2 separate regions of the Homo sapiens genome follow, and region 1 is linked to region 2. A link is a loop called in an ENCODE intact Hi-C map of the cell type or tissue named here. Cell type or tissue: heart left ventricle. All regions are shown on one strand. Each heading gives the region's core, and the rest is flanking DNA. Links, peaks and the distances in the headings are about the cores only.

Region 1 (10,243 bases), core at 1,295-9,294, 110 kb before region 2:
ATTTCTTGAACCTGGGAGGCAGAGGTTGCAGTGAGTGGAGATCTTGCCATTGCACTCCAGCCTGGACGACAGTGCGAGACTCCGACTCAAAAAAGAAGAAAAGAAAATAGGGCCCGGCGCAGTGGCTCATGCCCATAATCTCAATACTTTGGGAGGCCAAGGTGGGCGGATCACCTGAGGTTGGGAGTTCCAGACTAGCCTAACATGGAAAAACCCTGCCTCTACTAAAATTACAAAATTAGCCAGGCATGGTGGCACATGCCTGTAATCCCAGCTACTCGGGAGGCTGAGGCAGGAGAATTGCTTGAACCCAGGAGGCAGAGGTTGCAGTTAGCCGAGATTGTGCCATTGCACTCCAGCCTGGGCAACAAGAGTGAAACATTGTCTCAAAAAAAAAAAAAAAAAAAGAATAGGAGCCGGGCATGGTGACTAGTGCCTGTAGTCCAAGCTACTCAGAAGGCTGAGGCAGGAGGATTGCTAGAGCCCAGGAGTTTGAGGCTGCAGTGAGCTATGATGGTGCCACTGCACTGCAGCCTGGGTGACAGAGTGAGACTGTCTCTAACAAAAAAGAAAGAAAAGAAAATAGGCAAGCTATACACCAGGAGAAAATATTCACAAAGTATGTGTCTGACAAAGGACTAGTATCCAGGATATATATAAAGAATTCCTACAACTCAATAATATAAAAGCAATCCAATAAAAAGTATATTAGTGTATTAATAACAATTAGCACATAAAAAATGTCCTCTACATGATTAGTCATTGGGGAAATAAAAATTAAAACCACAACCAGCTGTCATTACACACATACCTGAATGGTGAAAGTTAAAAATTCTGGCAATACCAAGTGTTGGTAAGGATGGAGATGTACTCACACATTGCTGGTGGGTGTGTGAATGAGTACGATCACTTTGGAAAGCTATTTGGAATTATCTACCTATGTTGAACATATGTATCTCCTATGACCCAGCAATTCCGCTCCTAAATACACACTCAACAGAAAAATGTACAGCTGGCCCAGTGTGGTGGCTAACACCGGTAATCCCAGCACTTTGGGAGGCTGAGGCGGGTGGATCACGAGGTCAGGAGTTCAAGACCAGCCTGGCCAACATGGTGAAATCCCGTCTCTACTAAAAATACAAAAATTAGCTAGACGCGATGGCAGTCACCTATAATCCCAGCTACTCGGGAGGCTGAAGCAGGAGAATCACTTGAACCTGGGTGGCAGAGGTTGCAGTGAGCTGAGATTGTGCCACTGCACTCCAGCCTGGGCGACAGAGTGAGACTCTGTCTCACAAAAAAAAAAAAAAAAAAGAAAGAAAGAAAGAAAAAGAAAAAAGAAAAAGAAATATGTACAGTCCAGCACAGTAGCATGTGCCTGTAGTCTCAGCTTACATAGGAAGCTGAGGCAGGAAGATCACTTGAGGTCAGGAGTTTGAGGCTGTAGTGTGCTATGATGGCACCTGTGAATAGCCACTGTACTCCACCTGTCTCTAAAAAATATTTAAAAATTAAAAATAAAGAAATGTGTGTCTGGGCACGGTAGCTTATGCCTGTAATCCCAGCACTTTGGGAGGCTGAGGCAGGCAGATCACGAGGTCAGGAGATCGAGACCAGCCTGACCAACATGAAGAAACCCTGTCTCTACTAAAAATATAAAAAATCAGCCGGGCATGGTGGCACATGCCTGTAATCCCAGCTACTCCGGAGGCTGAGGCAGGAGAATCGCTTGAACCCAGGAGGTAGATGTTGCAGTGAGCTAAGATCACACCATTGCTCTCCAGCCCGGACAACAAGAGCAAAACTACGCCTCAAACAAAAAAAAAAAGAAAGAAAGAAAGAAAGAAAAGAAATGTGTACTTATGTTCACCAAAAGTCACGTACAAGAATGCTCAAAAGACACGTACGAGAATGCTCACAATAGCATTATTCAATATAGCCTAGAACTTGAAACAGAAGTCCATCAAAACACACTATGGGACATCAGACAATGAATACTGGACAGCAGTGGATGAGAAAGAACAATTGCTACGGCCAAGAAAGTAGAATCTCACAAGCATAACAGACGAAGCCAGGTGAATGGAAGAGCCAACGGCAGATGATTCTACTTATGACAGGCAGAACTGGTCACTGGTGTGCAGGTCAGCATGGTAGATTCCTTGGGGGGTGGGCAAGGATAGTGACTGGCAGAGGGCAAGAGGGGGCTTCTGGTCACATTCAGGGCTCATTTTTGACCTGGGTGGTGGCTTCATGGGAATCCCCACTTATGATCTGTCAAGCTTCATACATGTAATTTGTTCTCTTTCCTACATATGATTCATTTTTAAAATAACAGGCTTTTTAAAAATTTTTTTATTTTTAGATGAAGTCTCGCTCTTGTTGCCCAGGCTGGAGTGCGATGGTGCAATCTCGGCTCACTACAGCCTCCGCCGCCCAGGTTCCAGTGATTCTCCTGCCTCAGCCTCCCAAGTAACTGGGATTACAGGTGCCTGTCACCGCACCCGGCTAATTTTTGTAATTTTAGTAGAGATGAGGTTTCACCATGTTGGCCAGGCTGGTCTCAAACTCCTGATCTCAGGCGATCCGCCTGTCTTGGCCTCCCAAAGTGCTGGGATTACAGGCGTGAGCCACCGTGCCTGGTCAGACTTTATTTTTTAGAGCAGTTTTAGAGCTTTGTTCTTCAGAGCAAATTGAGCAGAAGGTTCTCAAGAGATGTCCCATATACCCACTACCCCTACACACTCACAGCCTCCCCCTTGATCAACACCATCCACCAGAGTGACACATTTGCTATAGTGGAGGGACCTACACTGACAAGTCATTATCACCCGAAGGCCACAGTTTACATCAGGTTTCACTCTTGGTGCTATATATTCTGTGGCTGTGACAAATATACGATGACATGTATCCACCATGACAGTATCATATAGATCTTCTGTGTCTGCCCATTCATCCCTACCCACCTGAATTTTCAGGGTCTTTTTGTTTTGTTTTGTTTTGAGGCGGAGTCGTACTCTGTCACCCAGGCTGGAGTGCAGTGGCGTGATCTCAGCTCACTACAACTTCCGCCTTCCTGGTTCACGTGATTCTCCTGCCTCAGCCTCCCGAGTAGCTGAGATTACAGGTGCCTGCCACCACGCCCGGCTAATTTTTGTATTTTTAGTAGAGACGGGGTTTCACCGTGTTGCCCAGGCTGGTCTCAAACTCATGACCTCAAGTGATCTGCCCGCCTTGGCCTCCCAAAGTGCTGGAATTACAGTGCAGTTTTCAACTTTAAAAAGCTATAAACAGATAGTACTGTGAAAATAGATGGAATCTTTCTGGGACAATGTAGAAATGAAGCTTCTTAATTTGGAGTTCACGACACTTAGGGGGACCCTCAAACCCCTTCATGATGTTGTATGGAAAAAATCATATGTATGTATTATGTGCACTTATTTTTTTCTGGGAAGAGTGACCAGCAGAGAATCAAAGGAGTCTATGACCCCAGAAAATGTTCTGACCCTCTGGTGTGGAGTGAGGGAGCAGTGGGCGAGAATGGAGACTCAGGTCAAGCACACCTGAAGGGCAGTCAGGCAACCAGCACGGGAAAGGAGCCAGGCAGGGAGTGGGCACGGATGCAGGGAGGGTGGGGGTGCTCTGAGTCATGGAAGTCACAAGAGGGGGTGGCTCCGGAAGAGAAGATCAAGGAAGGAGAAATAGAGCAGGGAGGACTAATCAATATGGCAGAGCCCTCTCACTGGGCTCACAAAGGAGAAGAGTGTGGCTTCCAAGGCAGTGGCAGGGGAAGAAACCAGGCTGTGGAGGGCTGAGGAGGGCGTGGCACCCACCCGCACTTGCTTTCCCTAAGCCATGCGGTTTCTTAGCCCTGGGCACTGCATTTTCTGTTCCCAGGGCCCCTCATGCTCTTCCCTCCACTCCTTACATATCTGGATCATTCCAAACTTTCAGGCACTAGACCGGGGGCAGTGGCTCACGCCTGTTATCATAGCACTTTGGGAGGCCGAGGTGGGTGGATCACCTGAGGTCAGGAGTTTGAAACCAGCCTGACCAACATGGTGAAACCCCATCTCTACTGAAAATACAAAAATTAGCTGGGTGTGGTGACGAGCACCTGTAATCTCAGTTCCTGAGGAGGCTGAGGCAGGAAAATCGCTTGAACCTGGGAAGCGGAAGTTGCAGTGAGCCGAAATCGTGCCACTGCATTCCAGCCTGGGCAACAAGAGTAAAACTCTGTCTCAAAAATAAATAAAGAAATAAACTTTCAGGCACTGTTGTTGCTTCAGAAAGAACACTCACTGAAGTGCATTTTCTCAGTTTCTGTCAGTCTCTTTCTCTCTCTCTTTTTTTTTTTTTTTTGAGATGGGGACTCACTATGTTGCCCATGCTGGTCTCAAATGATGTCCCACCCTTCCCCACTTTGGCCTCCCAAAGTGCTGGGATTACAGGTGTGAGACCCCATGTCCCGCCTGCTCAGTCTCGTTGCCTCTTTTTATCTTCTTCATAGGACTTTAAAAGAATGTGTGCGCTTCTCATTTTTAGTTACCTATCTGCTTGCCGATTTCCTCCCTTCTGCACTGGAATGTAGGCTTCAGGAGGTCGGCGGCCTTGTCTGTCCTGTTTTCCTGGCTCTCCCCAGCCATGAGCCTGATGCACGTGCAGGTAGGTCCTCCCCTGTCAGGGGAGTGCATGTATGTGCAGGCAGGTGCTGACGACTGTGATGAGGCCTCCCTTCTGAGGAGGTGAGATGCACAGGGAAGGAGAGAGATTAGATGACGGCTGATGGGCATCAGGGACCAAGGAGGATGGGCGTTAGGACAGAAGGCAGTGGTGCATGTTTGCCAGCTGAGGGGAGGGGTCAATCTAATGAGTCTGAAGATAAAAGAAAATGAGGAGATAGCTGATGGGGAGCTGGGGAGGATTCTGTGTCCAAACAGGAGGTGGTAATGACCTTGAACCACAGGTGCTGCATCCCCTGAGCTAAGAAGAAAGAGGCAACCTTGGGAGAGGGTGATATTGTGATATAACAAAAAATGTAGCCAGGCACAGCGGCTCACGCCGGTCATCCCAGCACTTTAGGAGGCTGAGGTGAAAGCATCATTTGAGGCCAGGAGTTCGAGACCAGCTTAGGCAACATAGTGAGACCCCCATCTCTACAAAAAATAAAAAAAATAGGCAGGCAAGGTGCCTGTAACCCCAGGTACTCAGAAGGCTGAGGTGGGAGAATCCCTTGAGTCCTGTGCTCCAGCCTGGGTGACAGAGGAAGACCCTGTCTCAAAAAAAAAAAAAAAATGCTGAGCTAGGCTGGGGTTCTGCTGAAACAAGGTGAGGCACAGAGAAGGAAAGGTGCTGATGAGAGGGAGGTTCAGGCAGCCTGGGGTTCAGGCTTGGCTGGAAGAGAAACAGGACCAGGAGGAGGTGATGGGGTGGCAGGGAGCAGAGGCGGTGTGTGAGTTAAGGGGAAGGTGTGGTGGGAGGCAGGCATGGGGGATGGAGGTGGGGTACTTGTATTCAAGATTTCAGGGGCGGAGCAGTTTCAGGTGATGACAAGGTACAGGGTGTGGCACAGGAGTGGGCACCTGAAGGGAGAGAAAAGGGAAGGCCTTGGAGTGGAGGAAGTGAAGGTGCACAGAGGCGGCCATCCGGTGTCCTCCACGGGGCACTGAAGCCACCCTTCTTGGGCTGGAGCGAAATACTGCTCTAAAGCTAGATGCCTGAGTATTCACCGCGCAATGGGGAGTGGGCAGGTGTTAACATTCATTCATTCATCGTTCATTTGTTCATTCGGGGAAATAGTTACTGTTTATTAGCTTTACCATGTGGTGAGCCAGGCAGATGCAGATGCTTCCCTAGTGGATCTGACCATCTCCTGCGAACCCATCGTTGCAGACACACATGACTTTCTCTGCTCCCTTCCTAGGAGGGGCAGAGGGTGTTCAGCAGGATGGCAGGAGCCCTGGGGAGCAGGGGCTTCTACACAAGTGTGGAGGTATCGGGGTCTGGCAGCAGCAGCCTGGAGGGCGGAGACCTGCAGTTGCCCACAGCATCCTCAGGTGAGGGCTATGGCAGGGGGTGGAGGCAAGTGGATGATGTTGCAGAGTCTGTTTACTCCAGAAGATGGCTCCAGGGAGCTGCAGGGCTTTAGGATCTAGGGAGGACAAAGGCAGATTGGGAAGAAGCAGAGGTTCCCGGGAAGCAGACGGGAGGTATGGTCTACAACATGAGGGCCCCCCCGCATCAAACTCCACATTCTTGGGCAACTTCCACAATGCTCACGAGGCTCAGGCTCGCACCCAACCCAGACCCACAGATGCCTTTGACACCCTCTGCCCCTCCTAGGAAGGGACCAGTGCTCCCCTGTTTCTACTGACATCTCAAAAGTCCTACCTTGTATGCTGTCATAAGTTGCAATGGCTTCCCTCTGCCAATAGACTCAGCAGGCTTCCACCAAACAGGATACCTGGAGAAAACCAGTGCTGTTATTCCATGGCTTTTGTGTGGTTGAGAACCATTATTCCTTCACAATATTCAAATCCAAAATTCCCTATTCTCATAGCACCCATTTCCCAAGTGGATACACCTTAAAAATGATGTGTGCTGAAAAGAAAAGATGCTGTTATTTCCTGATGCTGTATTCCATCCATCTATCAGTGTGCTACTCCCGCCAAATAAATCCCAGGGGAGAGCGAAGGAGGTCACTCACATTAGCATAAATGTTCATAGGTGAAACCATGAACATAAGTGGGATCTTGAAAACCTCTTTAAGAAAATGATGGGGGCTGGGCACTGTGGCTCACGCCTGTAATCCCAGCACTTTGGGAGGCTGAGATGGGTGGATCACTTGAGCTCAGGAGGTCAAGGCCAGCCTGGCCAACATGGTGAAACCCTGTCTTTACTAAAAATACAAAAATTAGCTGGGCACAGTGGCAGGCGCCTGTAATCCCAGCTACTAGGGAGGCTGAGGCAGGATAATCGCTTGAACCAGGGAGGCGGAGGTTGCAGTGAGCTGAGATCGCGCCACTGCACTCCAGCCTGGCGACAGAGCAACACTCTGTCTCAAAAACAAAAAAACAAAAAAACATAAACAAAAAAGGACAAGTATTCTTCTGAGAATTGGACATTACTGACCTCTAAAGTTATTAATCACAGTGTGTGTTCTCTGAATTTTAAGTTTCTGCAATGTTTATCAACTATTGGCAAATTAAGCGCATATTATTTATGGCAATGAGCAATATATATTTTCCAAATAGTTAAACATTTGATATACTTACTAAAGAATTAAAAATCACAATGTTTATCAAAATAATTATAAGAATTCACATATTAACCAAACATTTGCCGACAACCTACTTTATGCCAGGCGTGGTGCTGGGCATTAATATAGAGCTGAGGAAGGGAGTGCCCTCTAGTAGCTCGCAGTGTGAGATCAGACAGATGAGGAATCCAGGACTTTGGGATCAGGCACTAAAGCTGTGATAGAGGGATGGGAGATGCCAGGGGCGGAAGCCCAAATGAGGATCAAGAATGGTTTCAAGGGCAGGTCATGCTTGAGCTGACTTGATTTTTTTTTTTAATTAAAACATTTTAAAAAATTATTTTATTTTTTCAGACGTGGTCTCACTATGTTGTCCAGAGGCTGGTCTCAAACTCATGAACTCAAGCGATCTGTCTGCCTTGGCCTCCCAAAGTGTTGGGATTATAGGTGTGAGCCACCGTGCCCGGCCATGTACCCCTGAACTTAAAATAAAAGTTATAAATAGGCTAGGTGCCCTGGCTTATGCCTGTAATTCCAGCACTTTGGGAGGCCAAGGCAGAAGGATTGCTTGACCCCAGAAATTCAAAACCAGTCTAGGCAACATAGTGAGACCCTGCTCCATTAAAAAAAAGAAGACATAAGTAGGTTAGTCAGGTGTAGGGGTATGCACCTATATGTGGTCCCAGCCACTCAGGAAGCTGAGGTGGGAGGAGGATCACTTGAGCCTAGAAGGTCGAGGCTGCAGCAGTGAGCCATGATCCTGCCACTGCATTCCATCCTGGGTGACAGAGCAAGACCCTGTCTCAAACAAACAAACAAACAAAAACAAAAAAAAAAACCACCCATAAGTAAGGATGGGAACAGTGATGGGGAGAAGGGGACTAGAATGAGAGGGAGGAACTTGGGGGTCTGCAGGTCACCATAAAAAGAAGGGTAAAGGGCGGTTTGTCCACACGTCGCTGCCCAACACAGTAGCACCATCCGTGTAGTCAATTTAAATTAATGCAAATATTAAGGCTGAGCCTGGTAGCGTGCCCCTGTGGTACCAGCTACTCAGGAGAGGCCTCAGATGGGAGGACCACTTGAGCCCAGGAGGACAAGGCTGCAGTGGGCTGTGATTGCACCACTGCACACCAGCCTGGGCAACAGAATGAGACCTTGTCTCAAAAACTAAATTAATTGGCCAGGCACAGTGGCTCAAGCCTGTAATCTCAACACTTTGGGAGGCCAAAGCGGGAGGATTGCTTGAGCTCAGAAGTTTGAGACCAGCCTAGGCAATGTGGCAAGACCCTGTCTCTACCAAAATATACAAAAATAAGCCAGGTGTGGTGGCATGTGCCTATAGTCCCAGCTGCTCGGGAGGCTGAGGTGGGAGGATGGCTTGTGCCTGGGATGCCGAGGTTGCAGTGAGATCACACCACTGCACTCCAGCCTAGGCCACATAGCGAAACTCTGTCTCCAAAATAATTAAATAAATAAACTTATCTAATTAATGAATTTAAAAAAATCAAGTAATGAAAATTAAATGAAATGTAAAACTGTTCCTTAGTTTCTCCAGCCTCCTTCAGGTGCACATGTGGCCAATGGCTTCCGTATTGGGCAGTGCCGTTATAAAGCATTCCAGTCATCACAGAGAGTTCTATTGGCCAGGGCTGGTCTATGCCGAGATTGGAAGCTAGGGGTGGGGACAAGGGGAGTTAGGGCAGAGTGCGGGAGAAGGGCCTGATGTGGCAAGATGGAGCAAGGAGAATTGCCCCAGGGCTGGTAGGTGTGGGGACAGGAAACAACCAACCCCTGAGGGGTTCTGAGTAAAACAGTGTCCTCAGGGGAGTACACAAGGTGGGGAAATTGAAAGAAGTTGGGAGCCAGAGGTTTTGCGGATGAGGGACATGAATGCCAGAGAGCACAGATGAAGGGCGGAGGGTGGAGGAGGGACAGGAAGAGGGACGGAAGAGGGGGTGTGCTGAGCCGCATGGAGATCAGAGTGAGCAGGGGAGGGTGACCTCGGAGCCCGTGGCTTCCTGAACTGTCCTCTAGGCAGAGTGGGGCCAGGCTGAGAGCTGGGGGTGGGAACAGGACCACCCTTCTCACTTCTACTAATGGAAGCCTGCCAAAGGGATTTTCCTGTTGTTGGTTGATAACTTTTTATTTTAACATAATTTATTTTCTTTTTCTTTTTTTTTCTTTTGAGACAGGGTCTGGCTCTGTCACCCAGGCTGGAGTGCAGTGATGTGATCTCGGCTCACTGCAACTTCGACCTCCCAGGCTCAAGCGATTCTCCCACCTCAGCCTCCTGAGTAACTGAGACTACAGGCATGCACCACCACACCCAGCTAATTTTTTGTATTTTTTGTAGAGATGAGGTCTTGCCATATTGCCCAGGCCGGTCTCAAACTCCTGGCCTCAAGTGATCTGCCCACTTCGTCCTCCGGAATTGCTGAAATTACAGGTGTGAGCCACCGTACCCAGCCTCGTAAATTTCAGCCTTACAGAAAAGTTGTAAGACTAGCACAAGGAACTTCCATAGACAGATATGGGTATATGATAGGACTATTATATTGGCATGTAATATATATGACATAGTTCTCTATATCACCTAATATATACTTACAATATGTACTATATATTATATAATGACTTAATTATATGTAGAAAATATTTGAGAGTAAACTGACGTATCTGTTAACTATCCTCTAATCCAGCCTGGAAGCCACCCATTTCTCCAAGGTTCCCTGGTTCCTTTTAGTGGATGGTGGTATTAGAAACTAAGATCTGGACTACTGGTATATTCAGTGCTACTGGTAAATCATTGCTTCTGAGGTCTCCCAGCAAACAGAGCTAGTAAATGGTTTATTTCTCTCTCTCTCTCTCTCTCCCTTCATCCACCCATTTTAAAATCTGGGAGTTTAGACTGGCACCTCCAGTTTCAGTTCAGCAGCACAGGATTTATTCTAGTTTTCTCCTTTTCCATATTTGGTTTGGGGTTTT
Region 2 (10,243 bases), core at 672-8,671:
ATGTTGTAGAACCATCCCCACTAATCATCTCTAGACCTTTTTTGTCACCTTAAACAGAACCTCTGTACCCATTAAGCAGTAACTCCCCCTTCCCTGCTGTCCCCAGCCCTGGTCACCTCTATTCAACTTTCTTTCTTTATGAATTTGGCTAATATAGGTACTTCATATAAGAGAAATCATTTGTCTTTTTTTTTTTTTTTTTTTTTTGAGATGGAGTTTCACTCTTGTTGCCCAGGCTGGAGTGCAGTGGTGCAATCTGGGCTCACTGCAACCTTTGCCTCCCGGGTTCAAGCTATTCTCCTGCCTCAGCCTCCCAAGTAGCTGGGATTACAGGCACCCACCACCATGTCCGGCTAATTTTTAAAATTTTTTTAGTAGAGAGGGTTTTCATCATGTTGGAGAGGCTGGTCTCGAACTCCCAGCCTCAGGGTGATCCACCCGTCTCGACCTCCCAAAGTGCTGGGATTATAGGCGTGGGCCACCATGCCCGGCCTGTATCATTTTTTTTTTTTTCAAAACACCATTTTCCTCTCTTTTTTACAGGCTCCAGCCTAGAGTCAGGTGTTGGGTTAAATTATCTTGTCTCTTCAGCCTCTATTCATTTGCAACATTTTCATGCCCTTTTTGTGCTTTCTTTTTTTTTTTTTTGGCATTGACACTTTGGAAGCACACAATTCCACCTCCCCACTTTTAAAAATACAGCATTTTTCATTTAGGTTTATCTGAAATTTTCTTGCGATTGGACTCAAGTCATGCCCTCTTGCCAGGAAGACCACATATGTGACTGGGATTTTTTTCTTTGTACAGCCTTCCTTTTTTCCGCAGTTATTTTGCTTCCCAAGATCAGAAGGTGAGCTTCTACTTCCTAGAATCATGTTGTAGCAGAGCTGAAGAAAGTCTCAGAGGACATGAATTCAACATTCTGTTTTGTTGGGGGCGGAGGGTGGAGGCGATGGGCAAGGGAGAGATGTCATGTGGCCTGCCCAAGACCCACACTGGGCATGTGCTTGGCACACTATAGGCTTTCAAGGAATGTCCTCATTCAACTTAGTTAATGACATATCAAAAGCCAGAACCCAAGTTCCTTGATGCCCACATTCAAGCTCTTTCCCCTAAAACCTACTGCCTCCTGTGAGATTTCTTTGACTACTGCAATCCTTCACCTTTGCCGTTCTTTGCCGACGCACACACACACACCCGTGGCTGCTCCAGCCCGCTAGGATCACTCTCCCTTTTTATTCCACTCAGGAAGCTTGTATGGTTTTTCATAAGTGAAAGTGATGTTATTAAAAGGCTAACCTTGATTACTCTCTAATTTAGTTAAAAGAGTAAGTGGTTTGCAGACATGAGTACTTTATGTTATTAGCAGCAAGTCACTTGCCCTGCCTCAGCAGCTGATGGTGACGCTGTTACAACACGGCAGGTAGAACTATGGCTGCAAACCCCCTGTGTCTAATTAAGGGACTCCCAGGTGCCTATTCTGAGTTCTAGTCACTCAGGTCATCTTTCTGGGTTAGAATAAAGAACTGTCCCCAAGCACCAGAGTTGAGAGTGACTCTTGTTTTAGGGCTTGTGGAAGAGACTGCAAGCAATGAAAATCAAAGTTGCAGATTCTGGAAATTCCTCCACAGTCGCAGAACTGCAGCCAGGTATATACTGCCTGCCACACTTCACCACACAGCTCCCCCGGTGGGCGCCCAAGGCCTTGCCAATGGAATGGGAGAGGAGGTGATAATCCCAACTGCTTAGCCAGGTCCTGTTCCTCTTCCACCAGGCGGAATTGTTGGACTTGGGGCACCCCAGCTTCTACCATGCAGACCCCCACAGGGACCTTGGGGCCACTGGAGCAGTGACAGGGAAGGAACCCAAGTCTAGAATGACCGGGAAGATCAGTGCCACCCTCCAACCTGGATGGCTCACCATGTAGCTGTTACTTTAGAGAGAAGATTCTATAGTTTTAGCCATTGTATTTTGGAATAACTTGCCACAGGAGTTTAGCTTGACTTTGACTAATACAGGGCTTAATGTTCTCAGGGTGAAGAATCTGGGCTAACGTACCCACAGAATGAACAGGGTAGATCCGACAGGGGACATGTACCTCTTCCTAGGGGTGCTCAGGAGACACACAGTGCTCCTCTCTGGACTTTCTCATTCATTCTGAGGTTCAGATCATAGGTAGAGTCGAGTCTTATTTTCAGTGGGGATAGGCAGATGAAGCCTTTTAAAAATACTGATAAAACGCACATAACATAAAATAAAATTTACCACTTTAACTTTTTTTTTTTTTTGAGACAGGGTCTCACTCTGTCACCCAGGCTGGAGTACAGTGGTGTGATCATAGCTCACTGCAGCCTCAACCTCCTAGTGTCAAGCAATCTTACCACCTCAGCCTCCCAAACAGCTGGACTACAGATGAAAGCCACAACACACCTGACTAATTTCTGTATTTTTTTTTTGTAGAGATGGGGTTTTACTATTTTGCCCAGGCTGGTCTCAACTCCTGGCCTCAAGTGATCTGCCCACCTCAGCCTCCCAAAGTGTTGGGATTACAGGCGTGAGCCACTGTGCCCAGCTCACTTTAACCATTTAATTTATTTATTTATTTATTTATTTATTTATTTATTTATTTATTTATTTATTTATTTTGAGATGGAGTTTTGCTCTTGTTGCCCAGGCTGGAGTGCAATTGCACTATCTCGACTCACTACAACCTCTGCCTCTGGGTTCAAGCGATTCTCCTTCCTCAGCCTCTTGAGTAGCTGGGATTACAGTCTTATGCCACCATGCCTAGCTAATTTTGTATTTTTTTTAGTAGAGATAGGGGTTTGCCATGTTGGTCAGGCTGGTCTCAAACTCCTGACCTCAGGTGATCCACCCACCTCAGCCTCCCAAAGTGCTGGGATTATAGGCGTGAGCCACCATACCTGGCCTTTAACCATTTTTAAGTGTACAGTTCCATGGCATTAAATGCGCTCACATCGTTGTACAACCTTCATCTCCAGAGCTTTTTATCACCCCAAACTGAAACTCTATCCCCATTAAATGCCAAATCCTCATTCCCCCTCCCCCTGACCCCTGGCAACTGTCATCCTACTTTCTGTCTTTATAAATTTAACTACTCTAGACATCTCATGTAAGTAGAATCCTATAGTACTGTCCTTTTGTGAGTGATTGATTTTACTTAGCCTAACGTCTTCAAGGTCCATTCATGCTGTGGCATGTGTCAATTTCCTTCCTTCTTAAAGCAGAGTCACATTCCATCATATGACTAGACCTCATTTTGTTTATCCATCCGTCTGTTAGTGGACACTTGGGTTGTTTTCACCTTTTGGCTGTTGTGAACAGATGGAGGCTCCTACTCTGGGAGTTTCCTCTACTTACCGGGTGCATTAGCCATGGTGGTTGATGGATACATTATGGGACTTTTCCTTGATAGGGAGTGGGCAGGAGAAGTTGGTGAGCCTGAAAGTGAGAGAGAAGAGGAGATGAGTGAGGTGGGGATGGGGAAACTATTACCGAATGTTCACCATATGCCAGGCTCCACGTATTTACATCTGTGAACCTGCTAAAACTGCTTTTGTTAATCAACGAAAAGTTATAGTGCTGAAAAATCTTATTCCTGAAAAAGCACAGACTGTTATAAACTGTGCTATTTGAGATAAATAGAGTAAGAATGGAACATCCTTCTTTTGTCTGAAGGACCTGGGTCATCTTAACACTGAGAAGCTGCCTTGATTTCCAACCCAGGGCCTTCTGGACACAACATTGCACATTTGTCTTAACTTCATCATTTCCAAGGAAAGAGGAACCTCCATCCACTTCGTAGCCCAGGTCTGACCGTAATTCCTTTATACACAGTTGTGTTTTGCTTTGAGCCTATTAAACACTGCTTTATTTAAATCTTACCTACAACTTTCCCTTCTCCAACACCCTATGGTAATCCTGTTGGCTTGCTTGGTTAGAGTTGCCCCATGGGTCCTCTGAGGTGCCCTCTCTTGTTGCAGTGATCCGAGAAGCCCGCCTCTGCTGGTCTGCAGGTTTGTCCTGCTGGTCTCTATTAGATGGGGCCACCATGTGTTGTGTTTCGTTTAATCCTCACAGCAGCCCTGCAGTTAGATATGACTAGTCTCACTTTACCGAGGGAGACACTGAAGTCCAGAGGTGTTCTTGGCATAGTGAAGTGGCCTCATTGTCTGGGGTAATACCTGTGGTTCGTTGTCTCATGGTCATGGAGATTAAAGACGTGGACCCACGAAGAGTTAGGTTAAGAGCGGAAGTTTAATAGATGAAAGAGAGAGAATAGCTCTCTGTTATAGAAGGGGGTCCCGGAAAAATGGGTTGTTGATCTGTGGTTAAATGTGGGGTGTTTTATAGATGAGTCGCTGGGGAGGTGGTGTCTGATCTACAGAGGGCATGAAAAATTGATTAGGACCAGGTGTGTCATTTGTATAAGGTGTACATTTCTGGCAACCCCCACCCCAGTATTTTATTACAGGTGTGTTTTCAGTCTAAATTGTCATGTTGCCCATTTCTTTTTTACTGTACACGTGTTAACAAAGAAGGGGAAGATGGAGCTTCCATGGTGGACATGTCCAGCCCCCAGGTAGCCTCGTTTCTATAGATGTCATCGTTGGCATTCCCCTGTGTAAGTTTCTAGTTTTTCTAGTTGTCTTTGTTTATCTGTGTCTGTAGTTTGATTTTTCAGGCTATTCTTCGTTAGGAAAAAAATAATTTCTTGAGCTGTTTTTTGTTAGAAGGGAAGTTCTGTCGAGGACTCTTTTGTCCTCACTATCTGTCTAAATAATTTCTTTCTACCTCCTGTATCAGCGGCACCAGCTGGGGTGGCCCGAAGCCAGGGAGCTGGGCCAGTTCACTCACATGGCTGGAAGTCGGAGCTGATGTTGGCTGGGACCTCAACTGGGGCCAGTGGTCGGCACACCCACACAAGCTTCTCCCGGAGGTCTCTTCTCATGGATGCTGGGGGTATCTTCTCTCCTCTGGAAGCTGTGCTCTGAGAGTGAGCGTCCTAAGAGTCAGGAAGAGGAAGCTGCCACTTCAGGACCTGGGTTTGGAAACTGACCCTGGTTAAGCAGGTCGTTGGGCCCAGGACGAAGGGGAGGGGGGTGGATTCTACCTCCCAGTGAGGAGATGGCCACAGAATTTTCAGGTCGTGTTTTAAAACAGCCTTCGGAGATTTGGAATGCCCTCTTCTCACTTTTCTGTTGTTGAAATATTGCCCATCCTTTATGGCCCAGCTGAAATCCACCTCCTTCCTTCCCCCTCTCTTACCTCTCAGTTGAAATTAATCATGGCCTCATCAGCTCTTCCAAAGCTCACCCTCGTCTGTTGCTTCCAGTCTCTACCGTTGCACAGTAAGCCAGTGGAGGGCAAGATTCGGTTAATCAATTTTACCTGTGTGTAGGGAGTAACAGCGTGCCCCGACATAGGCAACAGGTACCCAGCATTTGAGTGTTAAAAAATGAATAATTGCTGTGAAGCCAAGGGGTAGAGGCAGGAGAAAGAGGGGTCAGAGGAGAGCAGTCCCCGATTTACCCAGGAGGCCTCTGGCTGTGTGGTTGGGTGTTGCCTTCTATTCAGCGGTATCTGAATTGATGCTGAGCAAACATCTAGAAAGAGGAAGCATTGTTGGAGAATTCGACAATTCAGCACTTCTCCTTCTATAGGGTTGTAAGTGTTTCTGTGAATTTAAAGATTCTATCCAAGGGCAATAATAAATGATTTTTTTTTTTGAGACAGGGTCTCATTCTGTCACCCAGACTGGAGTGCAGTGACGCAGTTATGGCTTGCTGCAGCCTTGACCCCCTAGGCTCAAGTGATCCCCCTGCCTCAGGCTCCCAAGTAATTGTGACCACAGGCACATGCTGCTATGCCCGGCTAATGTTTTATTTTTTGTAGAGACAGGACCTCACTATGTTACCCAGGCTGGTCTTGAACTCCTGGGCTCAAGTGATCCTCCCGCCTCAGCCTCTCAAAGTTTTGGGATTACAGGCTTGAGCCACCACACCCAGCCTTATATAAACGATTTTTAAAATTAAAAAAAAAATTTTTTTGAGACAGAGTCTGTTGCCCAGGCTGGAGTGCAGTGGTATGATCACGGCTTACTACAGCCTCAACCTCCTGGGCTCAAGTGATCCTCACACCTCAGCCTCCCGAGTAGCTGGGACTGCAAGCATGCACCACCATGCCTGGCTAATTTTTGTATTTTTGTAGAGATGGGGTTTCACCATGTTGTCCAGGCTTGTCTTGAACTCTTGGGCTCAAGTGATCAGCCTACCTCGGCCTGCTAGAGTGTTGAGATTACAGGCATGAGCTACTGCACCCAGCCATAAATGATTTTTATTTATTTATTTATTTATTTTGTTTTTTTGAGACAGAGTCTCGCTGTGTTGCCCAGGCTGGAGTGCAGTGGCGCGATCTAGGCTCACTGCAAGCTCCGCCTCCCGGGTTCATGCCATTCTCCTTCCTCAGCCTCCCGAGTAGCTGAGACTACAGGCGCCCGCCACGATGCCTGGCTAATTTTTTGTATTTTTAGTAGAGATGGAGTTTCACCCTGTTAGCCAGGATGGTCTCGATCTCCTGACCTCGTGATCCACCCGCCTCAGCCTCCCAAAGTGCTAGGATTACAGGCGTGAGCCACCGTGCCTGGCCTCATAAATGATTTTTAATGTAGCACTGCAAACAGGGATAAGTGGGCTCGTGCTCCTTAGTGGGACTCATTGATAAGGAGGCACTTAGTAGAGTGATAATATCTTCACCCTCTATACCATCTAATAAGTCAAACAGGTAGCTTGGGATCGGTGCAGTAGCATTTGGGTATATGTTCTGGCCTGGCTTTACTAAACAATTTGCAAGGCAAAGCTAAAACCAAAACATATGGTGGCCACTCCAAAAGTGAGGTCTGAGCCTTTGTTATGGCTGTTGCCTCTCTAGCAAGTCTGAGGAGACAAGCTGTGAGCGCAGCTTCCTGCGGACAAGACAAGGCCTCCCCTTTGTGAACCTCCCATGATGCCTGGTCTCCAGCTGCATCTTTGATATTGGCCATGGACAGTTTTTCTGTGCTGTATCCCCATGGCTTATCTGGGGCCAATCTTAGAGTACCCCAGTGTCTTCGGGGTGGTTTGTATAAATCCACTCAGGGACTAGATAGTGGTGGATCATTTGCTATGACTCCTTTCTCCAGAAGTAGAGGTGGCCTGGACAAATCACCTTGCTCATTTTTTCTTGTGTTTCAGAGGTTAGAGCTCAGATGCTAAAGAATCCAAGGGACAAATCCCAAGGGTGCAGTCTCATTGTCAGCAGCCAAGCTTTCCTGCCACAGAATGAAGCTCTCTCTTCTCCATCCACACTGGCATTTGCCACTTGGGATATAGCAGCTGCTTCTCAATTCTTTGTCAGGCCTCTAGCCTCTCACTGCTGCTAATTCATGGACTCCCAGGAGGTTACTTCTAAAACTTCTTCCAATCCTTGTTATGGCTCATATGAACTTCTGAATAAAGTGGGAGAGGGTTAAGAAGAAGGAAATAAATCTCTATTCAGTGCCTAGGTGCTCAGCGAACACTTTGTCATCTGTATCAATGACACCACCAATCCAATTGCTCAAGCCCCAAATCTCATTGGGTTCTCTTTCCATCACCAGCTCCCAACATTCTTTGGCAATTTCTGATAATTCGAGCACCAAAACATATTCAAAATCTGCTGACATTTTTCCCACTTTCTCACAATTGCCACCACCTTGGTTCCAAATGGCTATGTGGACTTTTGCAGTAGCCCCTTAGAGTCAACAATGTTAGTGCTGTACTGTAGTGGATGTTGTGGTGTGTAGCCCAGACCCACTTCAGGAGGGGACACTCACACCTCCAGTCATAGGGAGTGTTGACTGCTGTTGCTTCATGGCTCTGTCCTTCCATTGGCTAAAAAGAGCTGCTGTGCCCAAGGTTATACTCCCTCCCTGGGGGCAGCTTACATTCCATGACTGATAGATTTGGGGATACAAAGGACTGCCCTCCTTTTCTCAATTCGGGACAACCCTGAAGGCCCTTCCCAGCTTTAAGCTTCCCATGGGGGTCCACTGAGGCCCTTGTAAGCACCCACATCATGATTCAGCTTTATGATTTAGCTTCTCTTACCCAACCTTATTTTTGCCACCTCCTTGTTGGTGTCATTGCCAAGAGCACACTCCAGTAAACCTCCTGTAGGCAGATAGCCATCTCAGAGTCAAAAATGTTGGTTCCATACTGTAGTGGATGCTGTGGTATGTAGCCCAGACTCTGCTTCAGGAGGAGACACTCACACCTCCAGTCATGGGGAGTGTTGACTGCTGTTGCTTCATGGCTGTGTCCTTCCATTGGCTAAAAAGAGCTGCTGTGCCCAAGGTTATGCCCCATCCCTGGGGGCAGCTTACATTCCGTGATTACATGTCTGTGGCCGATGACACCTGTCGAGTGTTCTGCTGCCCCTCCCCATTGTGTAGCAACCCTGGGTGGATTCTAGCAGCGTTGTCCAGCTGGCAGAACTCTATCCCCCTTGCCACAGTTATTGGCTCAGGAAGGGGTTTGTCACCACAATAGCCACTAAGCCAAGTGGCCAGTGGCATTCACATGGCCACAGTGATTGTTCCAGGGTGAGCATGTGACATAAACCAATCAGAGTGAAGCTCTGGACTTTGGTCAATGGCTAGAAGAGTGGCATTTGCTTGGGCAGAAGCATGGATCCCTGTTGTCCCTGGAAACTACCCCACAAGATGAGGAAAACCCACGTGGGGATGAAGCTGAAGCGGGGCAGAGCTGAAACAGTCACGGAGAAATGGAGACAATACCTGATCAGTGTCTGAAGACTGTCCTTCAGCTGAACATTCCAGTTATTGAAATATGAAATCATCTTTATTGTTTAAGCAAGTTTGATTTGGGTTTCTAATTGGTCTTTCTATTTTCACTCTTGGTATCTGTGATGGTTAATATAGAGTGTCAACTTGATTGGATTGGAGGATGCAAAGTATTGATCCTGGGTGTGTCTGTGAGGGTGTTGCCAAAGGAGATTAACATTTGAGTCAGTGGGTTGGGAAAGGCAGACCCACCCTTAATCTGGGTGGGCACCAGCTAATCAGCTGCCAATACAGCTAGAATATGAAGCAGGTGGAAAAAAACGTGAAAAGGCCAGGCTGGCCTAGCCTCCTAGCCTACATCTTTCTCCCATGCTGGATGCTTCCTGCCCTCAAACATCAGACTCCAAGTTCTTCAGTTTTGGGACTTGGACTGGCTCTCCTTACTCCTCAGCCTGCAGATGGCCTATTTTTGGACCTTGCGATCATGTGAGTTAATATTTTAAAAACTCCTCTCTCTCTCTGTCTCTCTCTGTCTCTCTCTCTGTCTCTCTCTCTGTCTCTCTCTCTCTCTGTATATATATATCCTATTAGTTCTGTCCCTCTAGAGAATCCTGACTAATACGGTATCTTAAAATTCTTTTTCCACAAAGCAGACTCTTATGGATTCTTGAAAAAGTTTAAATTAGTTCACACTCCTCTCCCCTACTTAAAACTTTCCAATGGACAACAGAAGAGAAATAGACAATTTGGAATTCATCAAATTAAAACCTTTTGTGCTTCAAAGGGCACCATCAAGGAAGTGACAACACACAGTGTGGGATAAAATATTTGCAATGATATGTCTGGTAATGAACTAGTATCTAGAATGTATAAGGAATGATTACAACTCAATAATAAGAAGACAAAAGAACCAATTTAAAAATGCCCAAAGGATCTGAGTAGACATTTCTCCAAGGAAGACATAGAAACGGCCAATAAAGCACATGAAAAGATGCTCAGCGTCATTAGTTACCAGAGAAATGTCCATCAAAACCACAATGAGAAATAACTTCATACCCACTGGCTTGGCTAGAATCAAAGTCAGAGAATAACAAGTGTTGGTGAAGAGGTGGAGAAATTGGAACCCTCCAACACCGGCTTTTGGGAATGTAAAATGGTGCAACCACTTTAGAGAACAGTCCAACAGCTCCTCAAATAATTCAACAGTTACCATGTGATCCAGAAATTCCACTCCTAGGCATCTACCCAAGAAAATGAAACACATGTCCACACAAAACACATACAGGTATGTTTTAGCAACATTATTCATCATAATCAAAAGGCTGAAATAACTCAAATGTTCATCACCTGACGAATGGATGAACGAAAAGTGCCATGCTATACAACGGAAATATTATTCAG

What was found. Peaks named below come from ENCODE experiments on the same cell type or tissue, not always from the same donor. Only the 100,000 strongest peaks of a DNase experiment are listed, where the experiment ranks them.
Region 1: it touches region 2 in a loop (2.2-fold over the local background); 12 of 110 quality-filtered maps call a loop at or near these places.

What each region holds. Positions count from the first base shown.
Region 1 is chr2:10,703,405-10,713,647 of GRCh38, forward strand. No RefSeq gene overlaps it. Among named protein-coding and RNA genes, the nearest start is that of ATP6V1C2, 13 kb to the right of the region's middle. In heart left ventricle, for the core only: a CTCF peak has its summit at 6,124 (motif pointing right); no DNase peak of the experiment used is centred there; H3K27me3 peaks cover 711 bases.
Region 2 is chr2:10,815,893-10,826,135 of GRCh38, forward strand. It overlaps a transcript of PDIA6 not described here. Among named protein-coding and RNA genes, the nearest start is that of PDIA6, 8.2 kb to the left of the region's middle. RefSeq lists an enhancer at 3,821-5,020. In heart left ventricle, for the core only: a CTCF peak has its summit at 1,700; a DNase peak (open chromatin) is centred at 4,858.